Regions from separate parts of the Homo sapiens genome. Here region 1 is linked to region 2. The links are chromatin loops, found by intact Hi-C in ENCODE. Cell type or tissue: HepG2. All regions are shown on one strand. Each heading gives the region's core, and the rest is flanking DNA. Links, peaks and the distances in the headings are about the cores only. Region 1 has its middle 61 kb from the start of RPS6KA3. Region 2 has its middle 12 kb from the start of RPS6KA3.

The links. Peaks named below come from ENCODE experiments on the same cell type or tissue, not always from the same donor. Only the 100,000 strongest peaks of a DNase experiment are listed, where the experiment ranks them.
Region 1: a loop joins it to region 2, with 11 times the contacts of the local background. A loop is called at or near these places in 10 of 110 quality-filtered maps.

Annotation. Positions count from the first base shown.
Region 1 is chrX:20,319,461-20,335,785 of GRCh38, forward strand. No RefSeq gene overlaps it. Among named protein-coding and RNA genes, the nearest start is that of RPS6KA3, 61 kb to the left of the region's middle. In HepG2, for the core only: no CTCF peak of the experiment used is centred there; a DNase peak (open chromatin) is centred at 1,391; H3K4me3 peaks cover 382 bases.
Region 2 is chrX:20,270,308-20,286,632 of GRCh38, forward strand. No RefSeq gene overlaps it. Among named protein-coding and RNA genes, the nearest start is that of RPS6KA3, 12 kb to the left of the region's middle. In HepG2, for the core only: no CTCF peak of the experiment used is centred there; DNase peaks (open chromatin) are centred at 464 and 1,184.

The sequences.
Region 1 (16,325 bases), core at 179-2,678, 49 kb after region 2:
TTCAGCATTTGCTGCTTATCATGATTTCTGTCTATTTATGTGTTTGTGTCCTCTCTTCTAAAGTAGAAATGAACTACTTAAAGAAAAAATTATGCCTATTTCTCTCTTCAATCTCTACAGCATTTTAGCATAGTGCTGGAGACATGATTACTGAAGATAGATGGATGAATATGGATATAACAATTGAACTTGTTAAATATCACAAATGCAAAGTCTTGTGCAGACATCCTTTTTTTTTTTTTTTTTTTTTTTTTTTTTTCCTGAGACAGGGTCTCACTCTGTCACCCAGTCTGGGGTGCTGTGGTGTGATCATAGCTCACTGCAACCTCGAACTCCCGGGCTCAAGCAATCCTCCCACCTCAGTCTCCCAAGTAGCTGGGAATTCAGGTGCTCACTGTTACACCTGGCTAATTAAAAAAATTTTTAGTAGTGATGTGGTCTCTCTGTGTTGCCCAGGATGGTCTCGAACTCCTGGACTCAAGTGATACTCCTGCCTCAGCCTCTCAAAGCAGTGGGATTACTTTCAGTGGGTATAAGCCACCACACTTGGCCCAGACATGATTAAAAAAAACACTTTCATTCAGAAATAATTTTAAACTTACAGAGAAGTTGCAAGAATAAAAATGGTACAAATATCATCTACATATGTTTTACCTAGATTCACTTACTGTACACATTTTACCTCATTTACTTTAGATCTGCCTGTATATCTTCTCTACACACACACACACACACACACACACACACACACACACACACAAACACACACAATGCTTTTCTGATGCATTTGAGAGTAAGTTACATACATTATGGGTCTTTAATACTTCAGTGAGTATTTCCTAAGAATAATCTGTTACCTAATCACAATAGAGTTATCAACTTCCATTTGATTAATATTGATACAACACATTTATTTAATCTTTTGTTCTCATTCCAATTTTGTCAATTGACCCAATAATGTCCTTTATGGCATCTTTTCCCTCCAACATAAGATCCGGTAGGGTCAGGTGTTACATTTGGTTGTCATGTCTCTTTAGCCTCCTTTAATCTGGAACATTTCGACAGCCTTTCTTTGTCTTTTACGATATTATTTTTCCAAGTTAACTGTCATCCTCCTGCTTTTTAAAAGAATGTCAGAATTTAAAAAATCTCCTAGGTTTGGCAGCCTATTTTATTTACATATGTACATACGGACGGATGTGGAGTCTCTGAGTAGTGTCATAATCATTCCCAGTGCAAGACTCCAAACATGAACCTCCTTTTATTCTCATCCTGAACTTGTAATCAATAGCAATATTTTGTATGCAGTTGTACACGAACCTTTGTTTCATTTTATTTACAGTACCTTTCTTCTTCGTTAAGTAGAGTTGGGGTAAGAGGAAATCACAAATCTCTTTCTCTTCCAGCTTCTGCTGGGTTGCAGGCTGCATGAGAGGAAAAGTCAATAGAGGAAGTGAGAGAGTAAACTGAGAAGTTGAAATCAAAGTGGTGGGCTGCTGAGCCGCGGCTGTGGTGTATCTCTCTCTGAAGTCAAAGCATTTTTACAGACAGCATTCAACCGTAGTTAAATAAAATCCCTATGCTGTAGAAAGGGAAGGCATTAGTAATTTCCGTTGTCTATGAGTGAAAACAGAGACGCTGAGAGGCTCAATGGCTTTTCTGCTTTGAGTTTGAGAGGCAATGAGGAATCACGGAAAAAGAACTAATAAAGGAGTGAATCCATTCTGGAGATTTGAATCTATTTATTACCATTGCTGCCAAGGCATTATGTAGCTCAGCAAGTCACATCATCCCTGAACCTTGGTATCATTATCTGTAAAATTAGGCTTTGGAGTGGACTCAATTCACTTTAAGTTTCCTTCATATTCTAAAATGCAGTGGTGATCAATTCCAGCATACATTTCATGAACATTTATGGAGTGCCTACTAAGTGTTGACCACTGGGCTAGGTGCTGCACCTATAAAGATAGGTAGGACCTGGTCTTTGTTCTCAAGGATCTCCCAGTATGGTAGGCAGGAGGAGCAGGCATGTAAGCCAAGATTTGTGGTTCAAGGTGATAAGGGGCAAGTTCAAGGTACAATGTTGTTGCAAAGGAGACGGCAAGGAACTTTCCCTGGGGGATGGAATAAAAGAAGTGACAGTAGTTGTTGAACAGAGCCCTGAAATGGGGACAGGGCATTCTAGGCAGAAGGTACATGGCTGTTGGTGGACTGCATATACTTTGGGTTTGCTGGAACACAATGTGCCAGAGGTAAAGTGAGGGTAATGAGGCTGGCACAGTAGCTAGGCAGGGGCCAAATCTAAGAGGGTCACTTGGTCAGGCAGAGAGGAATTTGAGCCTGGGAGGGAGGGATGGGGCTGAGACTCATGGCAAGGAAATCAATGGGGACTCTATTGCCAATGATAAAGGACTGAGAGACACTGGGAGCGGAAGCAGAAGAACGATTGGAGACATGTTTAGGAGAAAGGCTTGAGAAGGCTCACTGATTGGCTGTGGGGTCGAAGAGGAAATGTCACAGGACTTCCATGTTTCTGATTTGCCCAGTGGACTAGATTATGGTGCTACTAACTAGGTAGGCCCTAGGTAGATGTCAGCAATTGGAAGACCTCAAGGAGGAGCTGGCTTGGGGGATGTATAATGAATTCAGGTTAGGATATGTTGGCCTTGAGATGTGTATGGGACACTTAAGAGGAGATTTCCACTAGGCAGTTGTACAAATAGATCTGGGACTCAGGAAAGAAGTCTAGGTTGGAGACAGATTTAATGGTTAACATGTTAGGTGTGAGCAATGTCACCCAGGGAGATTGTAACTTTAGGAAAAGACTGTGACAGAGGGAAGAACATGAGCTCTCTTGTCTTATTAGAGCTGGCTTCTTTGCTGAGATCTTTTGAGCCGTATGATATTGGGCAAGTAACTCTGAATCTGTTTCTTTATTTTTAACGATGACCCCAATTTATAGACTTGTGAGAGTTTGAGATTTAAAAAGATAGGTCCAATCAATGGAAATTATCAGGGGAGCAGGAAGGGCACCCTGGGAGACACCATTAAGCTAGAGTTTTATTCATCTGCTTCCTAAAGGTGTCAAGAGGAGCTGTCTGCTATGTTCCCTGCCCCCTTACTGTCTTTCTTGCCATACTAATTTATTACCAGTTGCTTCATTTCTCCAAGCCATGGCTTCTTCCTCTGTAAAACGAAGATGATAACAACTCTCTGATTATCTCAGAGAGTTCTTTTGAAAATCAGTGAGACAAGGTTTGTGTGAACACTGCAAACTGCAAAGTACGATGTGAATACTAGTTATTATCAATATGAGTAAACAAACAGTTGTGCCCAGTTTGTCAGCATTTTCTATGCTGTTACCACTCTGGAGTGTCTGTCAGCATGAACGCTAAAGAATGTTGTAACAAGTCAGTGGCGGAACTGAAATAAAACCAATGGTCTCTCACTCTAGGCCGTAGTTATGCTGATCACTGTATGAGGCTTGAACAGACCCGGGATTTACCTTCCGACAGATTAGTTCATTGTGGGCCAGGGGTAAGAATAGGTGAGCAGGAGGAAGGAGAGCTGTGGATTGGAGAACGTGTGAGATCACCAGGGGCTTGGGGTCTCCTGTGATCACTACTTGTCGACTCTGCTGTCCTCACAATGGGGAAGTGTAAAGACAGCTCTGCCCTTAATGGTGTGATCTCAACTTCTCATAGAACTTCAAATTATCATCTCCAGGTGGGGAAAGATAACCTCCACATAACACATAAAACCTGCTGGCACCCAGTAGGCCCATAGGTAGATGTCAGTTCCAGATTTTCAGAATGGAAGAAGATAGCAGAATTCACTGGGTGAGGCAGCCCCAGTGCCAAACTAGACCGTGATTACAGAGAGATTAGGCTAGATTCTGGCTTGAGGGCAAAGATGAGCCAGATTGACGACTTGAGCTCAAGTTTAGGTTGCTTTTACTTCTGTTTTCTCCCAAAGCAGCAAACAAGGCATGCAGATGTATAGAAAAGAACACAGGGATGTAGAGGCTACTCCTCATCACTTGTCTGGCTTTTCTTGGTGATCTTGGCAGCCTGAAAAGAGTGAGATGTCCTCTAGGCTAGAGGAGCCCAGAGTCCGTGGGCCCATTGCCTTTTCTTGCCCCCTTTTTTCTTTTTATTTCTTTCTTTTTTTTTTTTTTTTGAGATAGGTTCTCACTGTTGTTCAGGCTGGAGTGAAGTGGCACAATTATAGCTCACTATAACCTCAAACTTCTGGACTCAAGTGATCCTCCCATTTTAGCCTCCTGAGTAGCTGAGACTACAGGCATGTGTCACCATACCTGGCTAACTTTTAAAAGTCTTGTAAAGATAGGGTCTCCTAATTTGCCCAGGCTGGTCTTGAACTCCTGGCTTCAAGCATTGCTCCCACCTCAGCCTCCCAAGTAATTGTGATTACAGGTGTGAGCCACCACACCCACCTCCCATTGCCTTTTAAACTCCAGCATGTCACCATCCAGAAACAACTCGTACAGCCAAATAAGGCAGTGGTCTGGTACTCAACACACCTCCTCACTCAGGCCTAAAGCTCACATTTGATCCTTGGAATTCTTGCTGCGGCACCACGGGGCAATTGCCTCTGATCTGTGTTTGCCTGGTGGGTCCTAGGAGTTTTCCGTTTATATTTACTTACAGGTTTTCCAAAGCAGGTCTGGCCATAACCTACAGCACATGACCTGCACACATGTCCTTCTTTCTCCCCCTTCCTCCCTCCCTCCTTCTCTTCTCTCTCTTTTTAAATAGCCGTTATCTTTTAGAACAGTTTCATATTTACAGAAAAATTGAGCTGATAGTACAGATAGTTCCCATATACTTCCTGCCCCCCATCCAGCACATAGGTTCCCCTATTATTAATACTAATATTTTTTATTAGTGTAAAATTAGTATTAGTATATTTTTCACAATTAATAAACCAATTGTGATACATATTATTAACTAAAGCCCATATAGCTCATTCAGCTTTTCTTAGTTTCTCTAAAGTCCTTTTTCTGTTTCTGGATCCCATCCCGGATGCCACGTTACATTTAGTTGTCACATCTCCTTAGGCTCGTCTTAGCTGTGACCGTTTTTCAGATTTTTCTTGGTTCTGATGACCTTGTCAGGTTTGAGGAGCACCAGTCAGGTATTTGGTAGGTGGCCGTTCTGTTGGAATTTGTCAGGTGTTTTTCTCATGATTGGGCTGGGGTTTGTGAGTTTTTGGAAGGAAGGCCACAGAGGTAAAGTGTCATTTTCATCACATCATATCAAGGGTCCATACCATGAAGATGATTTATGACTTGATGTTTTTCTTCATCATTTTTCTGAAATACTGTTTGTCTGTTTTTTTTTCCACTGTAAAGTTACTCTTTTATTCCTCCTTTCCATTCTGTACACTTTGCTGGGAAGTCATTATGTGGAGCCCATGTTTAAGGAACGGGGAATTTTTCTTTACTTCGTTTAGGGTGGAGTATCTACAAAATTTATTTGAAATTCTTCTGCATGGGAGATTTGTTTCTTCTCCCCCATGTATTAATTTGTTCAATCATTTGCTTATATCAGTACGGACTCATGAATATTTTATACTTTGGATTATAATCTAATATTACTTTCTTTTTTTTTGTTCAAACTGTTCCAGCTTTGGCCATTGAAAGCTCTTTTAGTTGGCTCATGTTTCACTCTGACATATCCTCATTAATTTGTGCGTGTGTGTGTGTGTGTGTGTGTGTGTTGGGAGAGTTGGGCACTTCTCTACTTTCTGGCACTACAGGTCTGTTTTAAAAAATTGTTATTTATTTACTCAACCAAAATGCAGTATGAATTCACTGTATATCAGGCAGAGAGGATTCAAGAATGAACAGCACCTGGCACCTGCCTTCAAGGAACTCTCAGCAGGTGTAGCAGAAGAGAGGAGAAACAAGCAAGAAAAGAGATCAGGACAAGATAGCATATGGTGAGAACTTTGGCAGAGGGCAGAAGCTCAGGATGCCTGATTCAGTTCCACGTACTCTTCTTCCCTTCCTCTCCTGAGCATTTCTTACTGGTTCTCTTAGGAGAAGCTTCAGCTTCATACCCTGGGCTAGTTTCTCTTCCTTCCCTTGGTGTCTGTTATCAATCGTTGTGCTTTTCAAGCAGGGCAGTATTGTAGAAAGGGCATGGCACTCAGAACAGATAAGCAAGCATTCCTGAGAATCTACATTGATACTGAACATACACAAGATGGCTCCTAACTGTAGCAAAGGATGATGGCAGCCTTTTATCAGCCCTTTGCAGCTCCTGTGGGTATGGGGTAGGTGCCGGTTACGGAGAACAGGAAGGGAGAAGGAGTGAGGATGGCAATGGCAGGAATTTGATTTTATTTCCTCCCAAATTTCAGCCTCATTGAAGCTTGGGGTCCTAGGAACCTGCACTCTCAGCCCCTTGCCTCACATTTCCAAAGCCCAGCTCATGGCCAACCCTTGGTTAATCGACATCTGAGCAGTAATTATTTTTAGATTGCCCACTATATGTTCTGCTACTCAGTGTTATGCGATCATGTAATGAAATCCATGCCCTAGTGCATTAACTAACCTTTTGAAAAACCCTTTCAATAGCATCTCCCTCTTCCTCCCCCTTCACAAAGAGCTGGCAAAAAGCTCCCGGACTTGAGTGCTAAATGTCGAACCATTAAGAACCCTGGTGAAAGCTATGAAGTCATCAAGTATTGACCTGAGAGAACATTTAGCACCATCTGATTTCTCCATCCCGACATCAACATGAAACGAACCTTACATGCCAGTGAATCACTTTCCCTATTTAAGTTCACAGAGTTTGTCTAAAATAGCTCCCCAGGTACAAAATGAAAATTCAGCCCAGGGATCATAATGGTGAGTGGTAGACTCAAGTTTTATGCTTTCATCATAAGAAAAAGAGGGTTTACTAAAATTAGGGATTTTTTTTTTTGGTTGGGGAGGGATGATAGAGTGAAGGTGCCTTCTTATTCACAGAAGCCTTAGGAAATTAGGAATCCAATCCCACTTGTACTACATATTCTTAACACCCTATGTTCTCCAGCTGTAGTGTGAAGAGTTTGTTCAAAATGCAGATTCCAGCCCCATGTTCAGGCATGGTGATTTGGTTGGTATAGCAGATGACTTTGCCCGCCCCCCCATATTTCTTCAGCCCTTACTATTTCAGTGTACCCCAGCCTGATCCCCAACTCCCAGCACCTGCATCTTTTTCCAGAGGGCTGTGATTTTGCAGGCCAGAAGTGTCAGGGAATTAATGCGACCAAAGTGCAGCCTTGACCAATTATTGAAGGACTTGGTGTCCAATCGCCTCAACTCCCCCTCCTCTTCATAATTTTGAGATGCATGTACTATATTGTTTCCAAAGTTCCCAGTGGAATTAAGTTCCAGTCGCCCACAGTAGTAGCTGGCTTGAGAGTGCACCATTAATTGGCTGCCTTCTTTTCCCCGTCTCATTTCCCCACTCCCCTACCAATGTTTTCTGGGACCACCTCCCAAATCAACTTTCTGCAATAGAATCCTTGTCTTCTTCTCAGAGAACCCAAACTAAAAGAGTAGGTCTGGGGTGGAGTAATAATCTGCATTTTTTTTTTTTGCAAGCAGCCCACAGTGATTCAATGCACATGGCATGACATAGAACATTTTGGGAAGCTCTGCTCTGAGACTTTTATGATAGTTAAATGTAAGGTTATTAGCATTCTTTTTATTGGTCTATTTTCTAGAGCCTTGGCATTTCCCTCAAGTCTTATGACTATTTCCTCCAGGGTCCAAACTGAGGTGGGGTGGAAAGCTGGATCTTGCTCAGTTAAGTTTCCCCAGAAAGTCAGAGTGTACAAAGAGGACTTAGAGATGAATTGAAATGAACCATCCCTGAAAGAGCTGTTCCAAGGGAGCACCATGGTGGAGAAAGACAAGTGCAGGAATGAAACAGGACTGAAAAGTGTTGGAGCAGTAGGGTTATTGGGTCATAAACTGGAAGTGCTGAGCTAAAACAAAGTCAAAGAGGTAAAGGAACAGGCTGAGAGAGTAAGGAGAGGGGGTAATGAGATTGAAGACCCATTCGGGATTAATTGCATGGATGCCAGTGGTTCACTCTGTATGTCCTTGACGTTCTTTGCTGGGCTGGGGACAGACCAGTATAGATGACTCCTAAAACAACAGACTAAGCATGAGATCATGGTACACACAGACACTATAGAGTATATACATGCATGTGTGCATGCACACACACTCACACAAACATACACACACATAAAGTTAAAGGAGTGGGATATTGAGAGACAACTTTGAAGAAGACATTATGGGAAAAAGGAGAGATACTTTGGACTTCCTTATATTTATTTTCTGGTTTAGTGTTGTTTGTATTCTATATTACATGTCTTTTCAGGGTCTAGAGCTGCCTCTAATGGTCTTAAACTGGCCGTGGAGCACACCCGCACACGCCAGCAGGCAGCAGTCACATATCCAAATGACCCTTTGTCCTGAATCCAATCTGGAGTGTCTATTCTAGCCTATGTATTGATTTTTGTTTCTGCTACCAAAGTTCCCAAATGAGCACCAACTCATTTGACTAAGATCCTACCCCTGCTAAGCCTTCACCAGGCCTCCTTACTGGAAGGAGTTGGACTCTGATCCTTGTACCCCCAGCTATTGCCTGGGATTGGATGCCTCCTAGATCCCACTGTAATCAAGATGCTGCCATTCTTACTGATCTTGCCCACTAGATTATCAGATAACCGTGACTGTTGGGGCCAGCTGGACATGCCCCAGAACATTGCCATATAGATTGCTGGTCATGTTCCTTGGGACTAGCCTTATGGGCCACTCATAATATTTAGTTAAGCCCCACTGAACCCTGCTATGTTGCTCCAACACCCCAGCATGCTTTGCAGCTGAGGCTGCGTGGTTAATTGAAAACAAACAAAAAAAAGCTTTAGAGAGTAACAGTTACAAATGTAAACTCCACCAATGGATCTCTGTTTTTTCACTAGTGTTTCACAAGCCCTTTGAAGAGTGCCTGGCACAGTAGGCATTCAATCAAACTTTGTTGCATAGATGAATGATATGGTGTTGACAAGGAAGAAAAGGAATATGGCATGTCACATAGGGAGCTTTTCAATTAACTCAGATATCTATGTATTGTAAATGGAAGGGTGACTAGAAATAATTTTTTAGTGAAGAGTCTCAACTCAGTGGGGATAGAAACATGAAAGTGTTTTATTTAAACCGTGCTCTGTCTTATTGCCCTTCCCATTTCCTTAATAACATCTTGGGCAAATTCTATAACTTTCTGGTCATTTTTTATATTAGAAGTCCAGTCCCATTTTAAAATCTCAATCTCAATCTCATTTCCTCTCCTTGCCTGAGCCCAAATTGAGCTGGGTTGGAGTGGCCTCGTTTAGCTCCAAAATATCCCCAACCCCACTTCCAAGGCCTAGCTCGCCAAGCAAGTTGGCTGTGGCCAGGTGAGAGAAGAAAAGGGACAAAGGTCTTTTTACTTAATGGGCTACTGTCATTCTCTCTGTTGCTTGGTGTGTCTTCTTTGGTGCACACTGCCAGGCCTCTGTGCCCTCTGGTGGCAGGCTTCCAAACGCTGGCTTTCTTGGGGGGCACACGGTGAATTCCTTAGGGCTGTGGTTCTCAGAGACCTTTTCTTTGGTCTGTTAGATCATAACTATTTTCATGTGGATACTAAGATGTCATTTGTCTTTTTAACTGTGTTGGCATTGACAATGATGGTGCAAAAGCAGTGATGGATAAGACCGCCAGTGCCTTAGCAGGAATTAAGGCAGCAGCACCAAACTGTACCAGTAATTGTGGTATTCTTCATTGTTGTGTACTCCTGGTGACAAACCAAACCAAACCAAAACAGACTCCAGTTGCAATTAAGAATGTCCTTGATTAAACAGTAAAAATTACTAATTGTATCGAAGTTTGATGTTTGAGTACATGTCTTTTTACTATTCCGTGTAAGAAAATGCATAAAGAAGTAATGCATACAGCACTTATGTCTCATACTGAAGTATAATGGTTGTCTCAAGAAAGATTATGTGTATGATTGAGTTGTGAGCTGAACCGGCCACTTATTTTCATGGAACATCATTTTCACTGGAAGAAATGCCTGACTGGTAAATTGGTTATTTAGACTTGTGCATTTGCAGTCATTTTCTTGCAAGTGATTTAACTGAGGCCTGTCTCTTCAAGGAAAACAACTGACAGTATTTGTTGTCAATGATAAAATTTGAGCTTTCAAGCAAAAATGAAAATTTCAGAAGACCTGTCTTCACCACTGTGAGCTTGAAAGCTTCCTAGTAATTAAAAACGTTTCTGGTGAGATGACTGGTGAGATCAGTGGTGATATTAACAAATACAACTTTTTGACTTTTTGACATTGTCTAATGAAATGTACCAACATTTGGGACATCTGCATAACTCAGTGAACCAATATTTTCAAATTACCAATGCATGATGTTATAAAACCATGTAAAAGATCCATTCAAAGTGCAAGACGGACCAATGGATTTTAATGTAACACAGTATGAAAAATGTACTGTTATGGTTTAAGGTTCCATGTCGCAATTAACCTTTAAGAAACTATCTGTTATTAGGTTTTTGGTGTAGTATCAAATAATATTTATAATTACCTGAAAAGGCTATTAAAATGCTCCTTTTCCAACTACGTATTTGTGTGAGGTTTGATATTCATATTTTTCTGCAAAGCCAATATGTTGCAAAAGATTGAATATAGAAGCAGATATGATAATCCAGTTGTCTTCTGTTAAATCAGAGATTTGCAAAAATGTAAAACAATGCCACTCACTCGTTGGTTTGTTCTGGAAAATACAGTTATTTTTCCTAAAAATATGTTATTTATGTTAAGATGTAATGAGCTTTATTGTTATTTTTAAATGAATCAATTAATAAATATAAAAATTATCAGTTTTGCTTTCAAATACAGTAAATATTAGTAGCTATAACCCACATAAACAAAAAGTCTTTAGGATCCTTAATAATTTTTAAGAGTATGAAAGGATTCTGAGACCAGAGTTTTAGAACTACTGATTTAGAGCTCTGTTGTTCCAAATTGTTTGGACCAGCAGAACCCAAATCATTTGGGATCTTGTTAGAAATGCAGAGCCCCCTCCCAGACCCACTGAATCAGACCTGCATTTTAATAAGATCCCCAGGTGATCCATAGGCATAAGAAAGACTGAGATGTACTATCTTAGAGGGACCTGCAGGCCTCTAAGTGCACCTCTAGGTGTCTGATGGGGGAGATCGGGTTCAGCCTCTTTTCCTCCCTCTCCCTCAGCTACTACCATTGGGGTATGCTCCAAGCCTCTTGCTGCTGTGGGGAGCCCTTTGTCTGGTGGGTAGCCCTTTTGAGCGGAATGCCAGCACAGATGCTTAAGCATAGGTACCTTCTTCCTCAATGTCTCCTTGGCCTGTAGGAAATGTACTCATTTTTGCCTTGCCAAACTTTGGCACACAGGTATGTCCACTGCCACCCCTCTTCACTGTCATTTCGGGGTGGGCTGTTCCAGCATCCACCTTGTCCTACCTTGTTCTATATTTCCAGGCTGGAAGTAGGCACTAGTTTCTATGTTTGCATAAGTCTCCACACTGCCCAGCACTCCCTCATCATGCTCTGATGTTTGCACTAGGGTGAGCCTGCAGGTTCTGCCCCTCAACAAGCATCCAGCTGGAGAAGGGGGGCCAGTCCATGCTGCTGCTTTTTTTCACCTCCTTTCCCCTTTTCTCTTTCTCTTCTTTTGCAACAGCTATTGAGATATAATTAACATACCATACAGTTCACCCATTTAAAGTGTACAACTCAATGCCTTTGAATATATTCATGGATTTTTTTGCACCATCACCACAATCAATTTTAGAACAATTTCATCACCCTAAAAAGAAACCCTGTACCACTCAGCCATTATCCCCGACCTTCCCCTCTACCCAGCCTTAGGAAACCACTAATCTACTTCCTATATTAATGGATTTGCCTATTCTAAACATTTCATATAAATGGAATCCTATACTATGTGGTCATTCGTGCCTGGCTTCTGTCATTTAGCATAGTGCTTTCAAGGTTCATCCATGTTGTAGCATGTATCAGGACTTCATTCCTTTCTGCGGCTGAATAATACTCCATTATACGGATGGACCACATATTGTTCATCCATTCCTCAGGTGGTGGATGATTTGAGTTGTTTCCACTTTTGACTATTATGAATAGTGCTGCTGTTAACATTTGTGAACAAGTTTTTGTGTGGACATATGTTTTCAATTATCTTGAGTATATACCTAGGAATGGAATTGCTGGGTCATGTATTAACTCTTTGTTTAACCTTTTGATAAACTGCCAGACTCTTTTCCAAAGCAGCTGCCCCATTTTTCCATTCCCACCAGCAGCATATGAGGGTTCCAGTTTTTCCACATCCTCACCAACCCTTGTTATTGTCTGTCTTTTTGATTAAAGCCAGACCATGTGAAGTGATATCTCATTGTAGTTTTGCGGTCCACACTTTTTGTGGGCACCACTTGACCTTGCCTAAGGATGTGGAAGAGAAGGCACCCTCATTCCTTTTCCATGGGGAGAGGATGAAGTGCCCCACTCATCACACTGCGCTCCCATATGAGGGTTGATTACCCCATGACTCCAGCAACTTCTTCCCCACTGTTCAACTTATAGAGATTGGAGGAAATCGTGCCTCCCCTCCTCTCCTCTGCAAGGTGTGATGACTGACAGGAAGGGGGCCCACTCTGTGAAGTGCCTGGTCCTAATAGTTTGTGCCTGTCTTTAGAATGTGGAGCTACTCACTCCTTCTCTGTCCTCAGCGTTAGGCCCAAAGTCCCACTCAACATTCTTTCCCATAAAAGAACAAATACAAACCTGTAAAACTATTATCACAACTACTTTAACCCCAAACAAACTGTGCTTTGACCAAAAAGGCTAACTCTTTTTGGAGTAGGTTTTTCAATTTATCCTCTGCTCCCACCAAATATGGATGGGATTAGCCTGACTGCTTGGGTCTGATGGTGTCACATCAGTGGGCAGGAGAGAAAATGCAGAAAGGTCAGAACACGCTTGGCTAAGAGGAATTGAAGCCAGAGACAAGTGAGGTGATCATAAGAGAGCCGCAAGCTGCTATAAATGGATTTTCATCTTCTGACACAGAAAAAATGATAATCTGAGGGAATTTAGACAAATGCAGTTGAAATTGCTGAGCCACTGCTGGTAATTCTGAGGGACCGTGGGGAAGAGAAGAGCTCAAAGATTGGAAAGGGAAAGTGTCCCAATTTCCCAAAAACTCTAACCTCAAATTGGAAATGGAATTCACTCAAAATTCTAAAATGAATTATTAAATTGAGTGGTTTATGGGTACTTAGAAAGGGAAGAGGGGTTGGCTAGGAAATGGCTTGGAGCCACTGTGTCATGCTGGGTGAGTCCCATTTCCATGTGAATAGAGTTAGTGCCCTGGCAGACTAGGGGCGTGCTCTGGCATCGAGACTCCACAACTAGATTTTAGATAGGTTTGTCACAGTGTTTTTACAAAAATCCATTTCCTGCTAAGATGGAGAATTACAAATAGGATGAAAAACAGCGGGGGATGGTGTGTGTCTGGAGCTGGTTGAACAACCCTACCCAGAGAGTGCTGATTTAATGGTAACCCAGAAGAGTTCCGGTAGTAATAGTAATAATAATGATAATAGCAATGGCAATGATGACAGTAATAGTTGCAGTTACTTATTGAGCTCTTACTATCTTCCAGACATTGCCAGAAATGCTTTCCATGTATTAAGCTACTTCACCCTCACAATTATGTACTCCATGAGGTAGGAAAGATCCCGAAATATGCTCATTTGCAACCAAGTACCTCACAATTATGTACTTCATGATGTAGGAACTGTGATTATGGCTGGGTCTGTAGACGTGGAAAGTGAGCAATTAAGTTATTTGTCTAAGGCCACACAGCCTTAGACAAGAGGTTCTGAAGAGAAAAAAATCTGAAAAACCATACTTAGACCTCATATTGCAAAGATTTTTAGCTGAAAAGAAAGAGTGACAAAGAATCTTTGTCCAGAGCAGATGACTGTCTTGTTAAAATATTCTTTTTTTTTTAACTTTCCAAAAATGAAGCATTCTAAATAATGGAGCTGGGATTTGAACCCAGTCCTACAGAGGACATGTGTATATGTTGGAGCATACATTCAAGATCTGGCTATAGAAACCCAGGCTCCAGGAAGTAGTATTATGTTTCTTCCATAGTAGCTTGCCTTTTTGGGGTTTTTGATTCAATAGGGGTTGGGGTGTGGGTGGGTAGGTAGATGAGGCAGCCACTTCTGGCTGAGGCACCACAGTTTTTTTCCCATTTGCCCAGCATAGGTCGTTCTTGCCTTCAGTGGGAAGCCAAGCTGAGGTGGTGGGAAAAACCCAAGCTGTGGAGTCAGAGCAAGCAGGTTGATGTGTGAACTTTCAGTGTTCTTCCTCTTCCAGGAGCCTCTTTTCTTAAAACTTACTCTGATTGTGGAGTGAATGAAATGCTATGACCCCTATTTAAGGGATGTGAGGTGTTTGCCTGCAAATGGGCATATTTTGGGGTCTTTCTCTGAGTCCCCGAATTTCCTCCAGAAAGGTCCCATCACATTGGTGCCTGTGTGGGCACAGTTTTTCCTCAGTCCTTTGTATTGGTGCTTCTCAGACTTTAAAGTGCATTGGAATACCCTGGGGATCTTGTTAAAATGCAGATTCTAATCCAGTAGGTCTGGGAAGGGGCCTGAAAAATCTGCACTTCTAACAAGCTCCTAGGGGATGTTGACACCTTTGGTCCACGGACCCACTCCAAGTAGTGAGATTCCACATCACCCTTCAGAGTGCTGAACCTATCAGTAGCTCAAAAATGCTTAGTAACCTGTAAATTGATCCCGACATGTCTCTTCTTTAGGAACATCAGTTGTTACTTACGAGGCTATAGAAAGCACTGTAAAATATAAGGTGGACATGAATGGGTTTGGGGGAAAGGATACTTTATTTGCAACTCAAACCAAGATTTGATTGACCTTCTGACTTTAGTTATTTGAGGGTTCAAAGATGACTGAGCTCATTTGAAGAATCAAAACATCACTATTACCTAGATGGTCAGTATAGGGCTTAATTCTCATGATAAAAATGGAAAGATAAGCATGGCTGAAATTCACTACTTACATGATGAGTCAGTGGTAAGGAAAACCCACACAAATGATGGCATCAACTATTCTCAGTCTATATTTACTAAAAAATCTACAGCTCCCTTCTCCCCAATACCATCTTAATCAGCTTCATCTTGGGAAAGTTAAAAAAGAAAGAATCTTTTGTTAATCTTTTATCAAGACAGTCCTTTGCTCTGGACAAAGATTCTTTGTCATTCTTTCTTTTTAGCTAAAAATCTTTGCAATATGAGTTCTAAGTGTGGTTTTTCAGATTTTTTTCTTTGGAAAAGTTGTAATACTATCATTTTCTTCATTTTATATGACAGTCTTCTTATCCCTTCTAAAATGAACCAGTCTACCTCTCTGCCTCCCAAGAGCAAGAAAAACGGAATAGGCCCTGTAAACATTCTAAAGCCGGAGGAAACACACCGGAAATGAAGGTTTGCAAAGATTGATGGAGGAGAAAAGTGCACAGAGACAACACGAAGCACAAATTCATTCTCCATTTTGAGATTTTTTTTAAAGCAAAAGCATTTTATAGTGAGGGTAGGAGGGGGATTCACAGTGTTTAGCCAAAGATGAAGTTTGAAGCTCTCTCGTTGAGTTTTACTTTTTAAATTTATGAGTCGTGTGTCAAGATGCTTATTGACATATGTCACGGTTTTCATCCATCTCACTGAACTGGTACCATTCCTTCTGAAACTATTCCAATCAATAGAAAAAGAGGGAATCCTCCCTAACTCATTTTATGAGGCCAGCATCATTCTGATACCAAAGCCGGGCAGAGACACAACCAAAAAAGAGAATTTTAGACCAATATCCTTGATGAACGTTGATGCAAAAATCCTCAATAAAATACTGGCAAACCGAATCCAGCAGCACATCAAAAAGCTTATCCACCATGATCAAGTGGGCTTCATCCCTGGGATGCAAGGCTGGTTCAATATACGCAAATCAATAAATGTAATCCAGCATATAAACAGAGCCAAAGACAAAAACCACATGATTATCTCAATAGATGCAGAAAAGGCCTTTGACAAAATTCAACAACGCTTCATGCTAAAAACTCTCAATAAATTAGCTATTGATGGGACGTATTTCAAAATAATAAGAG
Region 2 (16,325 bases), core at 190-2,689:
CTACTATAAATGTATACTTACATATGTGGCTTTCGAGACTTTTATGTATTCCTACAAGTCATATAATGTTAAGTGATATCTTCAGATTCCAATGTCTTTTTGGCTTCCTTAGTGCAGAATCAGCAGAAAGGGCTGATTCAGTTACCTACTGATCCCCACCCTCCCCAACAAATCTCCCAGTCAGAACCAAAATATTGGAAAGTTCTTACTTGAAACTACAGTAGAGCGAAACAGCAAACCTCAGTAGAAAATCTGAAGGAGGTTTCCAAGAAATCATTCCTAATGTATGACGGGACAACTAGATTTAACCTCCTCTGCCCCCAACAATTTCCTGCTATAATTATAACCTTTGTATACAAGTTTAAATGGGCATTTATTTAACAAAATAACATTTGTTCAAAAAATAGAGTTACATCAGTCTGGAAAAGTTGCAAGATGACTAACTATGGCTCATGGCACAATCTCTACCTCATATACATCCAAAGTTCACAGCTCTGTACATATAGATTTGTCACTACTGTAGAAAATCCCAAAAGTGTAATCATCATCACCTCTAGGAAAAAGTTTTTTCCTTTCATCTGGATTATCCAAATTATATTATCCAAAGCATATTTATTTCGATTCATATTTATCCAAAGCCTATTTATTTTTTCACAAAAAAAGGAAAGGTAATAGCCAGAGACTATTTAACTTTCTTTTCAGAGAGAAAGAAAGGTAAGATTTAGGCTCAAATCTTATCTCATATAAGACAATAGTTTAACAAAATACATGGTTACATATGTTTCATGTGTGTGAATTTTGTTTTTTCCTTGAAATGTCTCCAATAAAAATTATTAAGGCTATTTTCCTGATTGACACAGATCTTAAAGAACAGGCATTTCTACATCAATTTGAACATTTTATTTGAGAAAATTCAAATTTTGGAAAATGTAAGGTTCTAGGTTCCCTTCCAGATACAAAGTTCAAAGATTTTAGAGTTGCATATGATGAAAGACAGTAAAATCTATAAAGGTGAAGACAATCTATAATACAAATACATGAAATGTTTAACATTCTTTCCAGTTAGGCAGGATGGGGTCATGATAAGAGCAGAGACAGGCCTGTGTCCAAACTTCAGGATTCTTTATCTTAGCTTCAGCTTTGCTTAGACCGGCATGTAGTTGCTGTTCAACAAATATTTGCAGAATAAACTTTGTTTTTCTCATCTGAAAATAGGAATAATAATACTTGCCTTGTATGATTGGTGGGAAGATTAAATGGAGGTAATGTCTGTAAAGCATTAAGCATGGTGCCTGCCACATAGGAAACATTCAATAAATGGAGGTATTGTTATCAGCTGCAGAAAGGGAGTACTCCTGCATACATAATGTAATTCAAATATCTCACTCTTGAAAGTTACCTCGTTCCATTTGCTGTGTGAGCATTTTATTGTAGTGTGATCTATTTCTTTAGGGCACTCTTGTATCACAAAAAATGATACTGTAAGTAACCTGTGAAATGCAAATAAAAGAATGTAGAGCAACTTACTCTTCTGTTTTTTGAGCTACATATGTTGAAATGCAAATGATTACAGGTCAATTGCCTCATAGGCTATGATCAAAATCTAGTTTATGTAATGCTCAAAATAAACTAACAAATATATGATTCAAAGTGAACATTACCTGACTCATACTTATGTAGGGAGAATGAGAGGAAGAGGGAACTATGAAGGAGAGGCCTGTGTCAGACATGCTTTAATGTCTTCTTCTTTTATTGGTTTCCGAAATGTTTAATCCTTAGAGGTGTCATTTTCTTCCAAGAGTCATTTGAAGGGAAAGAATTATGGGGCTTTGATACTTGACAAGGAACTGAGAAGCCATTCTGGAAGCTTTAATAAGCTACTGTTTTACTTTAGTTTTCATTTTGCTAGAACTGAAAAGACCCTCTAAATTTTCTTGTTTATAAACACTAATTCATGAGGGAGATAATACATTAAAATTTCATTTCAAACTGATGTTGAAAACAGTTGCTTTGACATTAAGCAAAAATCTCAGTATAAAGTATTCCTTCAGAGAATAAACGTTCCCATTTTGTAACTATCAATTTACTTTGGTTGGTTAGAACAGTGGTTCTCACATTTTTTTTTTTTCAGTCCACAAACCATTTTGAAGCAAAAACCCAAGGACCACCAGTTCCTACTCATCGCCATGAAAAAAAATTTTCAAACTTTATTGAACTCTTGCTTTAAAACATGGCTGTTATTGTGGTTATGTTTTTTAAAACTTTATATTTGTGCTTTTGAATGCAAATTTGAGTCTGCAACTGGAAAAGATACTTTTTTTAAAAAATTCTTTTTTAGTGACTTGTATTTAAGACCAGCCCGTAGCCAGACCTCAACTGGAAGTGTCTTTGCAGAACACTATGGAATTAAATGGAACTCTATTCTTTGACCACCAGCTGAATCCCAAATCTCCATGTTTGGAAACTCTGCAGCTTTAATCACAAAAATTGTGTGAGTGAGGCACTATCAAATCAGGTCCATTGCTGGAAAAACTGCTCATGGATTAATAATGCCATATTTGTAAGTAAAGTACATTTTCATTAAGCAACAGATCAATTATATTTCAGTAGCTTATTTTCAAGTCATGTTCTTGGTAACTAATAAAATAAGAATAAAAACCTGGGAAGGGGTTAAACATTAAGGAATTCCTTTTTTAAATAAGAAAACTGAATTGAAATAACTTACAATTGCCTAGAAAATAAGAGATGAATTCTATAGATTAAATGGCTTTATTAAAAATTTTAAGACTAATAAGACTGTATGCAAATAGTGAGTTCACGTTTAAGCAAGAATAAGCCAATTCGAAGTAGTATTGGCAGTTTTGGACACTTTACCAAAAGTTTTGAACACTTTTTATAATGATGGTGATGATGATAATAATAGCTAGACACTTACTGAGTACTTACTGTGGGTCAGGCATTGATGTAAGTGTTTCACATGTAATTTAATCATCATTGCAATGCTAAGAGTACTAAATATATATTAATAGCAGCTAACAGGGCTGGGTGCAGTGGCTCACTCCTGTAATTCTAGCAGTTAGGGAGGCCGAGGCGGGAGGATCACCTGCGGTCAGGAGTTCGAGACCAGCCTGGCCAACATGGAGAAACCCTGTCTCTACTAAAAATACAAAAATTAGCCGGGTGTGGTGGCATGCGCCTGTAGTCCCAGCTACTCGGGAGGCTGAGGCAGGAGAATCAGTTGAACCCAGGAGGTGAATGTTGCAGTGAGCTGAGATTGTGCCACTGCACTCCAGCGTGGGCAACAGAATGAGACTCTGTCTCAAAAACAAAAAACAAAACAAAACAAAACAAAAAACAAACAAAAAAAAGTAGCTAACAGCTGTTGAGTACTTGCAAACTGTTAAATGATTTACATATGTTATCTCATTTTATTTAAACAATAGGTACTGTTAGCAAAGGTTAGTGTTTCATTCTGATAAAGAATGAGTATTTCTTACTATAATGAGTTCTCCCAAAGATTTCAGGAAAATGCTTAGGAAAATGTACCACAAAATACAATTAAATAAGTATTTAAACGACTATGTTTATTAAATATATTCATATGCTGTATTGCTCTGTTAGTCTTTATTTTATTTTGCCTTGGTGGACACTGTAAGATTCTATGAAATTTCATTTTGAAAAAAAAAGAAAATAAGTTTCAGCTTCTCCAAAGAGCAATATAAAGCTTTTGAAAGGGTGTTAAAATAGATAATTTTCAAATGAAAATTTTTGTTTTCATAGTTTACCATGGGTCTTTAGACCACTGTTATGGGTTGAATTATGATTCTCCCAAAAAAGATACGTTGAAGGTCTAATCCTCAGTACTTCAGAATGTGACCTTATTTGGAAATAGGAGTGTTGCAGATGTAATTAGTTAAAATGAGGTCATACTTGAGTAGGGTGGGCCCCTAATCCATTAGGACTGGTCTCCTTATAAGAAGATAGCCATGTGAAGACAGAGACACAGGGAGAATGCCAGGTAATGACAGAAGATTGGAATGATGCATCTACAAGCCAATGAATGCCACAGATTGCTGACAAACCACCAGAAGCTAGGAAGTGGCAAGGAGCTAGGAAGAGGCAAGGAAGGATTCCACACAGAGTCTCTGAGAGAACATGGCCCTGACAACATCTTGATTTTAGACTTCTAGCCTCTAGAACTCTGAGACAATAAATTTCTGTTGTTTTCAGCCACCCAGTTTATGGTACTTTGTTATGGCAGCCCTTGGAAACTAATACAACGACTGGGAAGATTTTTGCTTATACACTTGCAAAGCATTTTTCACTTCTGAAAACACTACATCCACTATTAAGGATTTCCTAAAATAGTAGGCATATCTCTGTAAGCAATAGGGAAAAAAATAACAACAGAGAGGAATTTGGAATGTGTTTACAAATGGATTAGGAATAGAGCCTAGAATTTAATTTCTTCAGGTTAAACATTTAATGCTAACAAAATAATCCCTGATTCTTCTTTATAGATCTCCAGAATCCAGACAACTCTATATATGAGTAATTTCCCCCTAATATGTACTCACTATTATTTATTAGACTGAAGTGAAAAAAATTATACTGTAGCTTCTTAAATCTTTCCTTCTGTCTGGGAAGTCCATGTTTGGGCAGACTTCGTTTTTCATTTAGGAGCTAACTCCTCTATACTTCTCTTCCTGTATTTCTCAAGGAGTTTTGTGGCATCACCATTTATTTAATTGACCATATCAGAAATATAGGGTTCATTATGTCATCCTACCCTCCTCCATCTCCCCTTCTTCTCGCACCTCCCACATTATTTTACTAGATTTTTGGATTCTCCTTTCTAATCTGGATTCTGTCAAACTCTCTCTCGCTCCACTACCCCCACCCCAGTTTGGGCCCTCCCCATCTTTGGCCTGAATTATGACAGCTCCCTTCAGAGCCTTCCTGACTTTCACCCATTCTCTACACAAGGGATAAAGGGTGCATCCTAAAATGAAAATGTTATCTTGTTCATCCTATGTGCTTAAAACCCACAGTGGCTTTCCATAGCTCAGGATAAAATCCTGGCACCTTTGCCTAGATGCAAGATGCCTACCTTTCTTTCTTTTTTGCCAGCCATTAATGGCAATATAAAAAAAATTAAGAATTTATCATGCTTTTTCTTATACAAACTGTATTTCAGGTGAACCGTATAGCATTAGTTGATGAAAGAATGGTCTTTACAGAAGAATTCTGGCTTATAAATGTAGAAGGAATGCTGGACTTAGAAAAGCACCACTTTGAGACCATCGACACTATGAAGAAACTGCATCAAGTAATGGGCAAAATAACCAGCTAGCATCATAATGTCAGGATCAAATTCACACATAACAATATTAACCTTAAATGTAAATGGGCCGAATGCCCCAATTAAAAGGCACAGACTGGCAAATTAGATAGAGTCAAGACCCACTGGTGTGCTGCATTCAGGAGACCCATCTCACGTGCAAAGACACACATAGGCTCAAAATAAAGGGATGGAGGAAGATTTACCAAGCAAATGGAAAGCAAAAAAAAAAAAAAAAAAAAAAGCAGGGGTTGCAATCCTAGTCTGTGATAAAATAGACTTCAAACCAACAAAGATCAAAAAAGACAAAGAAGGGCATTACATAATGGTAAAGGGATCAATTCAACAAGAAGAGCTAACTATCTTAAATATATATGCACTCAATATAGGAGAACCCAGATTCATAAAGCAAGTTCTTAGAGACGTACAAAGAGACTTAGACTCCCACACAATAATAGTGCAAGATTTTATCACCCCACTCTCAATATTAGACAGATCAATGAGACAGAAAATTAACAAGGATATTCAGGACTTGAACTCAGCTCTGAACCAAGCAGACCTAACAGACGTCTGCAGAACTCTCCACCCCAAATCAACAGAATAGACATTCTTCTGAGCACCACATAGAACTTATTCTAAAATCGACCACATAATTGGAAGTAAAACAGTCCTCAGCAAATGCAAAATAACGGAAGTCATGACAAACAGCCTCTCAGACCACAGTGCAATCAAATTAGAACTCAGGATTAAGAAACTCACTCAAAACTGCACAACTACATGGAAACTGAACAACCTGCTCCTGAATGACTACTGGGTACATAACAAAATTAAGGCAGAAATAAATAAGTTCTTTGAAACCAATGAGAACAAAGACACAACGTACCAGAATCTCTGGGACACAGCTAAAGGAGTATTTAGAGGGAAATTTGTAACACTAAATGCCCACAGGAGAAAGCAGGAAAGATCTAAAATTGACACCCTTACATCACAATTAAAAGAACTAGAGAAGCAAGAGCAAACACATTCAAAAGCTAGCAGAAGATAAGAAATAACTAAGATCAGAGCAGAACTGAAGGAGATACAGACATGAAAAACCCTTCAAAAAATCCATGAATCCAAGAGCTGGTTTTTTGAAAAGATTAACAAAACTGATAGACCACTAGCCAGATTAATAAAGAAGAAACAAGAGAAGATTCAAATAGACACAATAAAAAATGATAAATGGGAGATTATCACTGATCCCACAGAAATACAAACTACCATCAGAGAATAGTATAAACACCTCTATGCAAATAAACTAGAAAATCTAGAAGAAATGGATAAATTCCTGGACACATACACCCTCCCAAGACTAAACCAGGAATAAGTCAAATCCCTGAATAGACCAATAACAAGTTCTGAAATTGAGGCAGTAATTAATAGCCTACCAACCAAAGAAAGTCCAGGACCAGACGGATTCACAGCCGAATGCTACCAGAGGTACAAAGAGGAGCTGGTACCATTCCTTCTGAAACTATTCCAAACAACACAAAAAGAGGGACTCCTCCCTTTTATGAAGCCAGCATCATCCTGATACCAAAACTTGGCAGAGACACAACAAAAAAAGAAAATTTCAGGGCAATAACCCTGATGAACATTGATGTGAAAATCCTCAATAATATACTTGCAAACCAAATGCAGCAGCACATTAAAAAGCTTATCCACCATGATCAAGTCAGCTTTATCCCCGGGATGCAAGGCTGGTTCAACATACGCAAGTCAATAAACATAATCCATCACATAAACAGAACCAATGACAGAAAACACATGATTATCTCAATAGATGCAGAAAAGGCCTTCGACAAAATTCAACACCGCTTCATGCTAAAAACACTCAATAAATTAGGTATTGATTGAACATATCTCAAAATACTGAGAGCTATTTATGACAAACCCACAGCAAATATCATACTGAATGGGCAAAAGCTGTAAGCATTCCCTTTGAAAACTGGCACAAGACAAGGATGCCCTCTCTCACCACTCCTATTCAACATAGTATTGGAAGTTCTGGCCAGGGCAATGAGGCAAGAGACAGAAATAAAGCATATTCAAATAGGAAGAGAGGAAGTCAAATGATCTCTGTTTGCATGTATATTTAGAAAACCCCATCGTCTCAGCCCCAAAACTCCTTAAGCTGATAAGCAACTTCAGCAAAGTCTCAGGATACAAAATCAATGTGCAAAAATCACAAGCATTCCTATACACCAATAATAGACAAACAGAGAGCCAAATCATGAGCAAACTCCCATTCACAATTGCTACAAAGAGAATCAAATACCTAGGAATACAACTTACAATGGATGTGAAGGACCTCTTCAAGGAGAACTACAAACCACTGCTCAAGGAAATAAGAGAAGACACAAACAAATTAAAAATCATTCCATGCTCATGGATAGGAAGAATCAATATCATGAAAATAGCCATACTGCCCAAAGTAATTTATAGATTCAATGCTATTGCCATCAAGCTACCATTGACTTTCTTCACAGAACTAGAAAAAACTACTTTAAATTTCATATGGAACCAAAAAAGAGTCCATATAACCAAGACAATCCTAAGCAAAAAGAACAAACATGGAGGCATCACACTACTTGACTTCAGACTATACTACAAGGCTACAGTAACCAAAACAGCATGGTACTGGTACCAAAACAGATATATAGACCAATGGAACAGAATAGAGGCCTCAGAAATAACACCACACATCTACAGCCATCTCATCTTTGACAAACCTGACACAAACAAGCAATGGGGAAAGGATTCCCTATTTAATAAATGGTACTGGGAAAACTGGCTAGCCATATGCAGAAAACTGAAACTGGACCCCTTACTTACACCTTATACAAAAATTAACTCAAGATGTTTTAAAGATTTAAATGTAAGACCTAAATCCATGAAAAACCCTAGAAGAAAACCTAGGCAATACCATTCAGAACATAGGCATGGACAAAGACTTCATGGCTAAAACACCAAAAGCCATGGCAACAAAAGCCAAAATTGAACAATGTGATCTAATTAAACTAAAGAACTTATGCACAGCAAAAGAAACTATCATCAGAGTGAACAGGCAATCTACAGAATGGGAGAAAATTTTTGCAATCTATCCATGTGAGAAAGGGCTAATATCCAGAATCTACAAGGAACTTAAACAAATTTACAAGAAAAAAACAAACAACTCCATCAAAAAGTGGGCAAAGGATATGAACAGACACTTTTCAAAAGAAGACATTTATGCGACCAACAAACGTGAAAAAAAGCTTATCATCACTGGTCATTAGAGAAATGCAAATCAAAACCACAATGCGATACCATCTCACACCAGTTAGAATGGCGATCATTTAAAAAGTCAGGAAACAACACATACTGGAGAGGATGTGGAGAAATAGGAATGCTTTTACACTATTGGTTGGAGTGTAAATTAGAACCAACCCAAATGCCCATCAATGATAGACTGGATAAAGAAAATATGGCACATATACACCATGGAATACTATGCAGCCACAAAAAGGATTAGTTCATGTCCTTTGCAGGGACATGGATGAAGCTGGAAACCATCATTCTCCGCGAACTAACACAGGAACAGAAAGCTAAACACCACATGTTCTCACTCATAAGTGGAAGTTGAACAATGAGAACATATTGGCACAGGGAGGGGAGCATCACACACTGGGACCCGTCGGGGGGTGGGGGGCAAGGGGAGGGATAGCATTAGGAGAAATACCTAATGAAGATTATGGGTTGATGGGTGCAGCAAACCTCCATGGCACATGTATACCTATGTAACAAACCTGCATGTTCTGCACATGTATCTCAGAACTTAAAGTATAATAATAAAAAAAGAAAAGCACCACTTTGAAAACCATAATGGAATAATTGATTCAGGCAACAATCATAAATGAATAAAGCCATTAGATGAAAGGTGGATGGGGAACTTGAAATGGGAAGGATCAGGCTATCACCACCTGAACCCACTGATTAATCTCAGCATTGGTAAAGGTGAACAACCAGTCACTATAAGCCTCTTATGTCATGCAATAAGAAATACTTAGTACTACCTATGAAGTATTGTTTTCAAAAACCTGAAGCTGAATTCAGTTAAGCCTCTATAGCTTCACTGTCCAATACGGTAGCTATGACATGTGGATATTTAAATTCAAATTAATTAAAATAAAATAAATTTAAAAAATTCAGTTCCTTATTCACACCAGCCACATTTCACGTGTCAGTCTTCACCTGTGGCTATGGTATCAGACGGCGCACATTATAGAACATTCCCACCACGGCAGCGAGTTCTATTGGAAGGTACTGCTCTAGAGCTTTCATTTTTGCGGGGAGACAAAAGGACTAGAGAAATAAATTAAATGACACACAAGGAAGCAAATAGACAAATACGGAATGTGATATATTCTCTAGGTTTGGTTAACTTACTTTCTGCAGCAAGTCAATGGAATGAACGAAAAAGAGGAGGGGTAATTCTTTGCATTGAGAGAGGCAACCAGAGGTAATGTGTGGACCTTGTTTGGATCTTGATTTGAACAAACCAATTGTAACTACATTTTTGAGACCATCATGAAAATATGATTATGGACAGAATTTTGGTTGTTTTTAAATGTCGCTGCAAATTGGTATCCCATTTGGCTCTTGGAATCTGCCCATTTCCCCAACTTTAACATCTGTGGTAGCTTCAGGTGAGTTTTTCAGGTCTGATCACAAAACATCCTGGATATAATGAATGAGCAAGCAGGGAGCAAGGCTGAACCAGGCAAATGTGGGCATCTGGGATGGCAGAAGGGCTGTCCTTTCCCTGGCAGCAAAAGAACAGCCCACGGTAAACAAATCCCTGAGTGTGGCAGAACTTTAGGACCACTCTAGGCATGTATCACTCTTCTAGAGATGTCTGCTCTCTGGGAGCAAGACGGGGCTGTGGTTCTGTGAAGGCTTGGAGGCCGACCATATTATTAATAGCGGATAGTCATTCTGATGTGAAGCCAAGGCTAGATAGAACTGAGGTCCAGGATCAGGAGATGGGACTGGCAAAAATAAGAAAAGAAGGTAGGTCCAGGGCTGGAATTTCCACAAGGATATTATCAGCCTGGAAAATAGGATAAATCATGTGAACTCTAGAATCCTGGAGAGATGAGGGCCAGATAAGCAGATGGCTCTCTTCCTCCCTCCAGTGAGGAAAGGCTAAATTCTGGAGCCCCTTATCTGAAAGTGATAGAGAACAAAGATAAGAGAACCATTTTCAAACTCCACCTGGTAGATTGGTTTCCATTAGTTCCAGATTGGGCAACATTTGTTTCCTTTTGTTCCCTTTTTCCTGTTCACCCTAAATATGGATCATGTCTAAAGTTCTATTTTTATATTTTATTTTTAATTGTGGTAACAAATACATAACATAAAATTTGCCATCTTACCGATTTTGAAATGTATAGTTCATTAGTGCTCAGTACATTCATATTATTGTGCAACCAATCTCCAGAACATTTTCATCTTACAAAACTGAAACTCTGCACCCACTAAACAGCAACTCCCATTTTTTCCTCTATCCTCAGCCCCTGGCAACCACCATACTACTTTCCGTCTCTGTGAGTTTGACTATTCGAGATATATAAGTGAAATCATACAGTATTTGTCTTTTTGCGACTGGCTTATTTCACTTAGCATAATGTCCGCAAACTTCATTCATGTTGTAGCATGAGACAGGATTTCCTTCTTTTTGTTTTTTGTGACGAAGTCTTGCTCTGTTGCCTGGACTGGAGACTGGAGTGCAGCGGTGCAGTCATAGCTCACTGCAGCCTCAAACTCCTGGGCTCAAGCCATCCTCCCACCTCAACCTCTTGAGTAGCTGGGACTACAGGCGCATGCCACCACTCTTAGCTAATTTTTTATGTTTAGTAGAGATGGGGGGGGTTTCATTATGTTGCCTGGGCTGGTCTCGAACTCCTGGGCTCAAGCAATCCTTCTGCCTCAACCTCCCAAAGTGCTGGGCTTACAGGCATGAGCCACCGTGCCCGCACCCTCTTTAAGGCTGAAAAATATTAAATTGCATGTTGTGACATAATAAGAAATATGCATTAGGTCTCTTTCCCCAGTTCCTGACACAGAGCATCTAAAGCCATCATAATTTCCTGAATGATAGGAGTGCCTTTTGTTCTAATGAGGTGACTCTTGCTGGGCTTCTGGATGAGGGCTACTCACTAGAAAGACTGAGCATGATTAGAAACTTGGAACTTTCAAGCCCCCTACTCCACATCCTCCTGGGAAAAGAGAGAGACTTGAGATTGAGTTAATAATTGATCATGCCCAGGTGATGAAGCCTCCATAAAAAATCCCTAAACTATGGGGTTTGGAGAGCTTCCAGGCTGGCGAACACATCCATATGTTAGGAAAGTGGTGCATCCCAGCTCCATGAGGACAGAAGCACCTTTGCTTAGGACCCTTCTGGACTTCACTCTATATACCTGTTCCTCTGGCTGTTCATCCGTATCCTTTGTAATATCCTTTATAATAAACAGAATGTTTATGCCACATTTTGTTTATCCATTCATGGTCAATGGACACCTGGGTTGCTTCCACCTCTTGGATATTGTAAATAATTCTACTATGAATATGGGTGTGCAAATCCAAAGTTCTATCCTTGGCTATGTGGTAGATTGCAAAATGACCACAAAGTATTCCCCTTCCTGTATCCATGCTCCTTTGCAATGTGACTTTGCAGTCTCCCATCAAACTATAAAGTTTATTTTCCTACTATTTGAATCTAGGACAGCCTGATGACTAGCTTTGGCCAACAGAATGTAATGGAAGCAATGTGGTACTGGGTCCAAGTCTGAGCCTCAAGAAGCCTTGCACACTTCGGTTTTCTCTCTTGGAATTTGTGTGAACAAACCCAGGTTAGACTATTAAAGGATGAGAGGGCACATAGAGCAGAGATGAGCCATCTTAGATAAGGCTTGAAAGATGGGAGGGTTCCTGACCCAGATCAGCAAAGCTGACCTGATAGCTGACTGCAAATGCATGAGTGAACCCACAAGAGACAAGTACAAATGTCCAGCTGAACCCAGCCCAAATTGCCAGCCTGTGGAATTATAAACCAATCAATGGTTGTTGCCTTAAGCATTTGTGATTTGCTACGTGGCAATAGGTAACTAATACATATTATTTCTCTTTTAACTATGTACGTTTTTCTTTGGAAATCTAATATAATTTCATACTTCAATGATCACTTGAAAGACTCGAAATTATTCTCCCCAGCCTTGACCCTGCCTTTCTTACAGATCCATCTTGAATTTGCAACTCCTTGTTGAATACTACAACTGGATATCATGTTAACATTTCAAACTCAATATTTCCAAAATGGAATTTGTCATCCTATATCCAAGCCTTATGTTCTCCATTGATGTTTCTGTTTCTGCTGGTGGTACTACCATTGTTTCAACCACACTTGAAACCTCAGTGTCATCTGATTCCTCTTTCTTCTTTCCATAATTAAATGACATCTTTCAAAGTATCTTTTTGTCAACTTTACTCTCTTTGTGTCTATAGAACTACGGGCCTATCAATAGCTTCCCTACCTTTTTCCCACCTCTGGCCTCTGCATCCTCAATTTTTTTTTTTTTTTTTTTTTTTTTTGAGACAGAGTCTGGCTCTGTCGCCCAGGCTGGAGTGCAGTGGCGCCATCTCGGCTCACCGCAAGCCCCGCCTCCCGGGTTCACACCATTCTCCTGCCTCAGCCTCCCAAGTAGCTGGGACTATAGGCGCCTGCCACCACGCCTGGCTAATTTATTTTTTTTTGTATTTTTAGTAGAGACGGGGTTTCACCGTGTTAGTCAGGATGGTCTCGATCTCCTGACCTCGTGATCCACCCGCCTCGGCCTCCCAAAGTGCTGCGATTACAGGCGTGAGCCACCGCGCCCGCCCAAATTAATCTTATTTACCAGTTAAAGATTCTTCTGAGATACAGAATAATAAATTTATTCCTCAACTTTATTCACTACGGGCATATTTTCCTTTTGTCTGCTAATTCTAACATCTGGGTCATCTCCATTGATCCTCTCCATTGATTACCTTTTCTTCTGAGTATGGGTCTTGTTTTTCTATTTCTTCATATGTCTAACAATTTTGAATTATATCCTGGATATTGTAAATGACACATTTTAGGGATTCGGGATTCTGTTCTGTACCTTCAAAGGTCTTTTTGTTCGTTTTTGCAGGCAGCGAACTTGGTTGAGCTCAAATTCCAAACTCTCTCTCCCTTGTGGTAGGCAGCAGCTGAAATCTTAGTCCAATTTTTTTAGCCTTAGCTAGGCTTCTTGGAGTCTACCCTATACATGTGTACTTCCAGGATCAGCCAGAGATTTAGACAAAGTTTAAACTTAAGTACCCCCTTTCAAGCTCTCTCCTTTCAGAAATTTCCACCCCCTTTCCAAACTCTGTCCTCTGGTTCTTCAAGCCAATAAGACTGCTGGTTTTAGCTACCAGGCTCAGTGAAAACTGGGACGTGCTCTTCGGGCAAAAAGCTGTAAAATCAATATGGGAAACTCACAAAGATCTGGTGCTTTTCTTCAAGTATTGACCCCCTCTAGTATCTGCCTGCTTTTGTTTTTTCTCTGTGCCTTTAGGTAGGGTTTAAAAAATATTATTGTCCAATGTTTGTAGTTGTTATCTAGAGAAGGATGATCACATATAGGAACTACTCATATATTATCAGAAGCAGAACCACTTTGTTAAGTTTAAAACCTTCCATGATTCTCCATTGAAGTCTGTGGACCAAATCTAGGCCTTGGTATCTGTTATGAGCTCTCCCTAAATGGATTACCCATGCTTCCCCACTTATGCTAAGTACTTTCCTGTCTTTGAGTTTTTCCTTCCTGTTCAATGTCCTTTCCATCTCTGGCCATTAAAATAGTATCCATCTTTCAAGTGCCCCAGGGCTGGGTCCCGGGTCCCTGTCCTACTCTATTAACACTTTATCCCTGTTGATCTTGTCCAGGTCCATGGCTTTAAATACTGTCTATTTGCCAATGACTCACAATATATCTTCAGCCCTTATTCCTCTACTGAGTTCCAATTTTGTATATGTAATTGTCAACTTGATATCCCCACTTGGATGTCCAACAGGCATCTCAACTCAACATGGTCAAATTAGAATTCTTGTTCATCTCTCCCCTCAAATTCACTCTCTCTGTAGGCCTTCTCAATTCCAGTAAATGCCACCACCATTCACAAGCCAAAAGTCTGAGAGTCATCTACATTCTTGTACTTCCCTTGCACTCCACATACAGTCTGTCAGGAAGTCCTTTTGGCTCTGACTTCACAATAGATCCACTTTTCTCTAGCCCCTTGGCTACCATTAGAATTTAAGTCACCATGATCTTTCACTGGGACTCTTTCAGTAGCCTCCTGAGAGATGTTCCTGCTCCCGCTCTTACCTCCCTATAATGCATTCTTCACCCAGCAGCTACAGTGATCTTTAATGAAAACCAGATCATGTTATCCTCCTGCTCAGCCTGTCAGTGGTTTTCCAAAGCATTTAGACTAAAATCCAAATTCCTTTCTATGGCTTACATGGTCTTACATGATCTGAACCCTTTGACCTCATCTCTGATCACTCTCCCTTTTTCTCACTACACTCTGCCCACATTGGCCCTATTTCTGTTTCTTGATTTTACCAAGCTCTTTACATTTCCCTACAACACTCCACTCCTAAATCTTTATCTGCCCATTGTCTGTCTTCCCTATCAGGTTGCACTTTCTGTGAAAGTAGGGGCATTTCCAGTAAATTTTTCTTGAAAGAAGGAATGAATTCAACATCAATACACTTTCTCCATAAAGCCTTTCTTATACCTCTCTGATGGCAATACACTCTATGCTCCTTAAATTTTATGTCCGTGCCTCTTTTAGCATTTACTACCTCTTATATAATGTTATGGTGTTTTTTGTATGTGTTTTATCTTCCTTAAGTCATTAACTATGACATCAGAATGGGCAGAGTCCCTGCCTGATTCATCTGAGCATTCCCCATGTGGCATACTACAGGCCTTTGCACAGAGCAATGCTGATGAATGTTGAGTAAATGAGTGAATAACAAAGTCAATATTCATTTCTATTGAAAGGGAGTATTATTAATATTAAAAACAGTGCCAACAACGGTCTTAGGTTATTGCTAAATTTCTTTGGAATTAATGAAACATAATTTTTAGGTTATTGCTAAATTGCTTTGGAATTAATGAAACATAATTTACTCAATCAAGTCTATGTTATGAAGTTTTTTAAATATCATTAATGGTTTCATATCATTAATGGTTCTTAATGTTTTAGTGCTTCATTAGAAATAGTAGAGACTACTGAAGTATTCTGACTGAGGCACATTTGAACAACGCTCCCTGAAATGTTCATGCAACTAATATATCTAAATGTTATAAAAACATGCCAATGAGTCATGACTAATTTGGCCAGCAGAATTCCTTGGGTATATTCAATATAATGGATAGGTAGCAATTATAGAGTTTTACTCAAAAAGTTTGAATAGCGAGTTTTATCAAAATTCATTTAAACATAATTCCAGTCCCTAAAATGGAAAAGTTTTCACTTTAATTACACAAATATCAGACTTGAACCTTAAGTAGACTGCTTTTTATGATCTCATCTTCCTCCTTGGCTTCATTTTACTTATTCTTTCTAGTTTTCCATCCCTTGCTGCCGAACTATGCTTTTATTCTAGTACTATTTCAAGCTTCTACTCAGCATCTAAACTCGTTCACCAGACCCATTAATGTCATAAGAGCTTCACCTCAGAGAGACATACTTTTTTTTTTTTTTTTTTAGACAGAGTCTTGCTGTGTCGCCAGGCTGGAGTGCAATGGACTGATCTTGGCTCACTGCAACCTCCGCCTCCCAGGTTCAAGCGATTCTCCTGCGTCAGCCTCCCGAGTAGCTGGGA